Linked DNA regions of Homo sapiens: all the other regions are linked to region 3. A link is an interaction called in ENCODE POLR2A ChIA-PET data of the cell type or tissue named here. Cell type or tissue: OCI-LY7. All regions are shown on one strand.

Evidence for each region. ChIA-PET counts read pairs that join two places held together with the same protein. Peaks named below come from ENCODE experiments on the same cell type or tissue, not always from the same donor. Only the 100,000 strongest peaks of a DNase experiment are listed, where the experiment ranks them.
Region 1: POLR2A ChIA-PET joins it to region 3 with 10 read pairs; 16 of 35 experiments call an interaction of 5 or more read pairs at or near these places.
Region 2: POLR2A ChIA-PET joins it to region 3 with 11 read pairs; 9 of 35 experiments call an interaction of 5 or more read pairs at or near these places.

Annotation. Positions count from the first base shown.
Region 1 is chr1:40,253,598-40,256,097 of GRCh38, forward strand. No RefSeq gene overlaps it. Among named protein-coding and RNA genes, the nearest start is that of ZMPSTE24, 3.4 kb to the right of the region's middle. In OCI-LY7, no CTCF peak of the experiment used is centred here; no DNase peak of the experiment used is centred here.
Region 2 is chr1:40,231,272-40,233,771 of GRCh38, forward strand. It overlaps RLF (RLF zinc finger), which reads left to right. Exons shown (of 8, transcript NM_012421.4): 7 at 246-387. Among named protein-coding and RNA genes, the nearest start is that of TMCO2, 15 kb to the right of the region's middle. In OCI-LY7, no CTCF peak of the experiment used is centred here; a DNase peak (open chromatin) is centred at 1,320; H3K4me3 peaks cover 805 bases; H3K27ac peaks cover 2,458 bases.
Region 3 is chr1:40,151,801-40,154,300 of GRCh38, forward strand. All of the region lies in intron 2 of LOC105378671 (a long non-coding RNA gene), which reads right to left. Among named protein-coding and RNA genes, the nearest start is that of RLF, 8.3 kb to the right of the region's middle. RefSeq lists an enhancer at 1,655-1,714 and a silencer at 1,915-2,054. In OCI-LY7, CTCF peaks have their summits at 1,401 and 1,600; DNase peaks (open chromatin) are centred at 1,411 and 1,761; H3K4me3 peaks cover 1,623 bases; H3K27ac peaks cover 1,767 bases.

The sequences.
Region 1 (2,500 bases), 100 kb after region 3:
TTATAGGCGCCCGCCACCATGCCTGGCTAACTTTTTGTATTTTTAGTAGAGATGGGGTTTCACCATGTTGGCCCGGCTGGTCTGGAACTCCGGACCTCAGGTGATCCACCCGCCTTGGGCTGCCGGAGTGCTGGGATTACAGGCATGAGCCACTGCGCCCGGCCCAGAAGGATATATATATATGTATATTTTTTGAGACGGAGTCTCGCTCTGTTACCCAGGCTGGAGTGCAGTGGCGCAATCTTGTCTCGCTGCAACTTCAGCCTCCCGGGTTCATGCCATTCTCCTGCCTCAGCCTCCCAAGTAGCTGGGACTACAGGCACCCGCCACCACGCCTGGCTAATTTTTTGTATTTTTAGTAGAGACAGGGTTTCACCGTGTTAGCCAGGATGGTCTCGATCTCCTGACCTCATGATCCACCCGCCTCGGCCTCCCAAAGTGCTGGAATTACAGCCGTGAGCCACCGCGCCCGGCCAAAAAAGAAGAGTTTTGAAGAGTAGACTGATGTCAGGTAATGAAGGACCTCGAAGGTCATACCATATATACCATATATAGGTTGGGCTTTATACTATCATAAATGGACCATTACAGGGTTTTTGTTTTTGTTCTTTTTTAACAGGGAGTAACACAGAATTAGTAGCCTATATGAGAGACAGAACGTATGAGCTAGAAAGTAGAATGAGCTAGATGCAAAAGAAATAACAGCTGCTCTTGTAAGGGTACCCAGGCTGGAGTGCAGTGGTGTGATCTCCGCTCACTGCAACCTCCGCCTTCCGGGTTCAAGCGATTCTCCTGCCTCAGCCTCCAGATTATACGCGTCCACCACCATGCCTGGTTTTTTGTCTTTTGTTTTTTTTTTTGTATTTTTAGTAGAGATGGGGTTTCGCCATGTTGGCCAGGCTGGTTTCAAACTCCTGGCCTCAAGTGATCCACCCACCTCGGCCTCCCAAAATGCTAGGATTACGGGCGTAAGCCACTGCGCCCAGCCAAGGGGGATCATTCTTTTCTTGAGGCCAGAGCACTTATGGCCAGAGTTTCAATTAAGGGACCTTGAATGCTTGGTAAGCAGAGAATCAAGGCAAGATAGGGAAAAAGCTTGAGAGCAACTCTATGATTTAGGTTAGACAGGGTAGATGGACTACCCTACAGCAATGTCTATCACTCTAGGGATAATAATCTTTATCTTTCAAATTCAGTCATTTTATTTATTTTTATAGAGATGAAGTCTCACTGTGTTGCCTAGGCTGGTCTCGAACTCCTGCACTCAAGCAATTATCCCACCTTGGCCTCCCAAAGAACTGAGATTACAGGTGTGAGCCAGCACACCCTGCCAGTCTTTCTCCTTTAGCAAAATCCTGCCAACAGCCTGTTTTGAGGTTCCCATTTTTAGACTCCACACAGGCCAGCCCTTCTATTAGTACTGTCTTTCTGAAAAGAGAAACAAGTGATTATTCACTTTCCATAATTCACTAGTTCTCCACTGCCACCACATTAGTCTGCACTACCATCTCTCACCTGGATTCTTTTTTCTTTTTTTCTGATATCCTTGGCAACTGCTAAATCACCTGGATTCTTGAAATGGCCTCCTAACTGCACTCCCTCCTTCCATTCCCCATTAAATTTATTCTCCACGTTGTAATGAGAAGGATTGTCTGCTCAAAACTCTGCAATGCTCTGCTCAAAATCCTGCAATGGCTTATTCTTTCATTCTAAGTAAAAGTCTTTTAACTAAAAGACTGCATGATGGCATGGATCTGCACTCCCCCTCTTCCTTACTCTTTCCACAGCCTCTTGCCATTCCTCAGATATGATAAGCATTGGCCAATCTCAGGGCCTTTGCACTTGCTCTTCACTCTGACTGGCAATTTCCTCAGATATCCACACAGCTTGTTCTCTTACTTTTTTTGGGGGACTCAAATGCCAGTTAATCTGAGAAGGCTTCCTTGACCAACTTATGTAAAGCAGCATCCCTCACACCAACATGCTGTATTGCCTTTTTGCTGCTTTTTCTTCATAGCACTTATCACCACTTCCACTTTTACTATTAAATATTTGCTTATTATTTATCAAACACTGCATCCACCCCAGCTAAGAATGTAAGCTCCAGGAGAGGGGCTTTGGTTCACTGCTATATCCCTGGCACCTGGAAATGCGTCTGGCATTTCGCAGACATTCAGTATTTATTGAATGAATGAATTCCAGTCAGTCTTGGCTTTTTGACACCTCGGCCTCCTACTCTCCTATCTCTTCAGACACATGGTGACAGATCAATGCTATGATGCCCCTCTCCCAAGCAGTAGCTAACCTTTATTGGGCACTCAGGGCCATCTACATTGCTAGGAGCTTTACATGAATTTTCTCATTTGATCCTAACAGTATGAGAAAGTAAGTACATACTATGTTATTCTCATTTTACTGATGAGGATCTGATGCACAGATTAAAGAACGTGCTAATACATGGTGCGGCCGTGGCTGGCAATCAAGCAGCTTGACTCTAAAC
Region 2 (2,500 bases), 79 kb after region 3:
AGGAGGTAGTGTTTTGTTTTTATTTTTCCCCCTAAACACAAGAGAGAAGTCAGGGAATTGTTACGGAGGATTCTTAACAATTTTATCAGTTTGGGAGAAAGCAGTGGTGAATATAGACAGCTTTTAATCTAGTTTTTGTTTTCTCTACTGTCAGCTTTCTACAGATCAAAAAATTGGGTTGCCGGGGGCAGGGCAGCAAATACCAGTTACTTTAAATGTTTTACCATGATCTTCTTTTTTTATAGGGAACTGACTCTTTTTTGGAGTAAACTGCAAAGAAGAATTGACCCTTCTTTAGATACTTTTTTGGAGCGCTGTCGTCAGTTTGGTGTCATAGCTAAAACGCAGCAGCATTTATTTTGCCTCATTAGAGTTATACAAACTGAAGTGAGTACTTTATGCCTTCTCTGCTAACTGTAGCTGGAGGAAAGAAATGAGTGGGAAGATAACTTCTCAGGAAATTCCCTTTAAAGGAAGATAAGAAATAATGAGTTTTAATAAGATTAATGGAATTGACCACATCTGACTGTTTCTCCAGATTGACTTCCTATAATTAATCAGAAACAAATTGATGGTCAAACAAGTTAGGTGATATTTATTTCTAATTACTGTGAATGAAGTTGTGTCTCCTGTCACGTTAAGAACATTTTAAGAGGCCAGGCACGGTGGCTCAAGCCTGTAATCCCAGCACTTTGGGAGGCCAAGGCGGGTGGATTACTTGAGCTCAGGAGTTCGAGACCAGCCTGGCCAACCTGGTGAAACCCCGTCTCTACTAAAAATACAAAAATTAGCCGGGCATGGTGGCGGGCGCCTGTAATCCCAGCTACTTTGGAGGCTGAGGCAGGAGAATCGCTTGAACAGGGAAGGCGGAGGTTGTGGTGAGCCAAGATTGCACTGCTGCACTCCAGCCTAGGTGACAGAGTGAGACTTGGTCTTTTTTTTTTTAAAAAAAAAAAAAAGAACATTTCAAGGTAACTATAGAACTTGCCTGTTTAAACAATTACTTTATAATTGGCCATTAGAACATTTTGTTTTGTTTAAATCTTTAATAAAGGTACTAATTTTCTATTGTTGAATAACATCACAAAAATTAATACTTAAAACAATGTCCGTTTTTATCAGTTCAGTTTTGTAAATCAGAAATCCAGCACAATGTGGCAGGATTCTCTTCTAAGATTATCATATTGGCTAAAATGTAGTTTGCCAGGCTAAGTTCTATCAGAGGCTCTGTGGAAAATCCACTTCAAAGCTTATTCTTATCGACAGGTTTCAGTTCCTGTGGTTGTAGGACTAAGGTTTCTGTTTTCTGGCTGGCTGCCAATCAGGGTCTGTTCTCAGGTGCTAGAAGCTACACTCAGTCTTTACCTCTGTTTTCAAGCAGCAAGGGTGCAACAAGTTGGTGCTTGAAACCTGACATCCTCCATCTCTGACTTTAGTTTTCAGTTTTTGGTTGAGACAGGTCTCGCTCTGTCACCCAGGCTGTAGTGCAGTGGTGCGATCATAGCTCATTACAGCTTCAAACTCCTTGGCTCAAGCAATCCTCCCGTCTCAGCCTCCAGAGTAGCTGAGATTGCAGGCGTGTGCCACTATACCTGGCTTTTTCTTTTTTGGCGGGGAGCAGTGGTAGATACAGGGTCTTGCTTTGTTGCCCAGACTGGTTCTGAACTCCTGGCCTCAAGCAATTCTCCCACCTCAGCCTTCCAAAGTGCTGGGATTATAGGTGTAAGCTGCCCCACCTGCTTGAACTTGGGAGGCAGAGGTGGCAGTGAGCCGAGATCACACCATTGCACTCCAGCCTGGGCGACAGAGTGAGACTCTGTCTCAAAAAAAAAAAAAAAAGCAAAGATTGAATGACTTGGCTATATCCTATGTGCGCTTGCAACAGTATGCCAAGTCACTCTTGATCCCTCACCTTCCTAGTTTAAGACCCACCAATTTCTTCAAAATTCAGCTCCACATTGCATATCCTGATTCACATTTATTCACTACTCCTTTCAGTAACTTTTTGGCATATCTGTTCAGAATATATAATAGTATTTCTGGTTACTTTTCTTTGAAAAATGTTGTTAGTGATTTTTCAAATGTTACCATCCCAGCCAGATTAGGCTGTTTAAGAAAGAATGGCCATTCTTTGCTGTCCACCTCACAGTCTTCCAAAAGGAGTTAGTAACTTGTTGAGAAACTGAATTATTTTAAAATTTAGCTGACTTTCCCCAAGTCCTCTCTGCTCTTACTTACAAATGATAAACTTCTATCACATCATCCTAATAAGTCAAGAGACCCATGGTCTAGTCCTGTGGAGCCACTAAAGCAACATGGCCTGTTTTACTTGGACTACATTCCAAATGAGAGGGAGAAACTTCTATATTCTTTAGGCCACTACTGTTGTGGGAAGTCTGCCACTCACAACAGAACCAGATCCTAGCTGATACAGGCTAGGTAATGCCTCTCTTTCAAAAAAGCTAGAGTCTCAGCTCGTCTGAAAGGTAGGGAGTTATCT
Region 3 (2,500 bases):
ATTGAAAATAAGTCACACAACCAGAATCAGACCACTAAGTTATACTTTCCTTCTGTTGTTCATAATTAGGCTTTGGCTTCTTTCGGCTTATGAATTAAACATTTCCCCTCTCTGTGGGGCATGACTCTCTAGGAATGAGACTTCCTAGTGATGTGAGATATAACTACTCTCTAACAAATGCTTCTTCCGTAATGCTTTCTTCAAAGATCTTGAAGAAAAGGGGAAAATGTGAAAGAAAAGGAATAGTCTGTCTATTTGGGGCTTCTAAAAGCTTAGGTTTTGTGGAAGATTGACTTTGGAGACCAAGTCACAGAGCATGACCTCTTAATCTTGACTTTTTATTATAGATTAATTTCCTTTCTTATTTTCTTGTACCTGACTCAGATGGTACCTGAGATACAAGACTCCTTGACTGAGTCTATATAAGTCTCCTTGACTGATTCTTGACTGAGATATAAGACTCCTTAGGCCGGGCGCGTGGCTCATGCCTGTAATGTTGGTCAGGCTGGTCTCGAGCTCCTGACCTCAAGTGATCCACCCACCTTGGCCTTGCAAAGGTCTGGGATTATAGGCATGAGCCACCAAGCTCCGCCTTTAGCTTTACTTTTTGATGTTAACATGTGAACTAGTTAGTATAAATTAGAAAAAAAACAACAGGATCATAAGCTTGAATATTCCATTCAAATTGTCTGGTAAAATGAGTAGGGTCCAGGTGAGAGTCAGGGAATTCTTTAACTATGCCTTTAGATTTCACCTTGGTTCATAAACCAAGGTAGGTTCTCCCCTACCAGACACCAGCTACTCACAAAATGGAGCCAGAACAATGGGAGTAGAAGTGGGAGGAGGAAGAAAAAGTAGTTGAGATAATGAAGGATAAAGAGAAGGAGGAGTTGAGGAGGAGAAATTTCAGCAGCTTTTTTATTTCAGAAATTGTTTCAGAGAATCTTTTGTTTTCTTTCTGTAAAGAAAGAACTTTATCAAAACCTCTTTTGGAAGCCTCTAAATGCCATTGAAAATAACTTTTCCAATTGCTCTGTTTTATTTTAGAGCCAGCTTATTCTAATTGAGCATATAAGTAAACTAGATTAGGCATTTCAAAGGCACACCATTTTGGCCATTATAATTTGGAGTCATTGTGAGTTATTCACGAGCAGTTTTCTAAATACTTACCTGAAAAGGCATCATGTCATATGTGTTAACTATAAATCCAGCTGGAGTTTCTAATAGTGGGTCTCTCTTAAGGAGGAAGGTTCAGTTTTAGATGCACAGTTGCCCATAGTGCATCAAAAGACTTAGGGAAAGTTGTTTTGAGATCAAGAAAGTTGTTTTGAGATCCCTAAGACCAAAAGACTTAGTGAAAGTTGTTTTGAGATCGAGTGTGCTGCTTGCGAAAATAGCTCCTCAAGGTGTCACTCTTGAGTCAGTTCTTCTCACATACAAATCTCAATGATACCAACAAACTTGGATGCTTAAGATACAGGGTAATCAATCCTTTATGTGTGCTCACCAGATTAAGCAAGGTTTCCTTTAAATTCTACTTAAGGGATTTCCTGTGAGACTGTTACTTATCAGGAGTGATTAACTCAGATACTCACACTAGACCTTAGTTGCTTAAGGTGACTTTTAGCTGGGAGAAACAGTGTCTATTATCTTCAGGACTTATTTCATCCTTATACAGAGTATTTCATAATTTTGGTCACTCAAGAAGCAAGCTTGAATTTGTCAATTGAACCAAGCCTCAGAACCTGGCTAGCTTTAAATATTATAACATTTTTGCTTAAACCACAAAGATTTACTTCCTCTTTTTAAAAATAAACTGTTTTTCACCTTATCAACATTTTGAATGAGAGAAAAAGTTGTAAAAACTCTAAGGAGTAATTCAAAACAAAAACCTTAACCTCACAGAAAAGTGAAAGTCACAATTTTTTTTTTTTTTGAGACATAGTCTTGCTCTGTCACCCAGGCTGGAATACAGTAGTGTGATCTCGGCTCACTGCAACCTCTGCCTCTTGGGTTTAAGTGATTCTCCTGCTTCAGCCTCCTGAGTAGCTGGCACTACAGGCATGTGCCACCACGCCCAGTTAATTTTTGTGTTTTTAGTAGAAACGGGGTTTCACCATGTTGGCCAGGCTGGTCTCGAACTCCCAACCTCAAGTGATCCACCCACCTCGGCCTCCCAAAGTGCTGAGATTACAGGTGTGAGCCACTGCACCCGACTGAAAGTCACAAATCTATGATCAGCAGAATCTCTACAGAATAACAAATGAAACTCCTATCTTGCAGCAGAGCTTTAATTCTTACTTCCTCCAGTTAGAAGTGTATAGCTGGAATAAAGTCTGAATCCTCATCAAAGCCAAGAGGACTACAACCTGAGAGGAGCCTTACCAGGGATCCCCATTAGTTCTTTTGAGGGTGGATGAACAAAAGTTGTTCATGCTGGTACCAAGATTTTGGCTGTTAGTGAAATGACAGGAATCACTGGAATGAAGGTTTGCCTTAG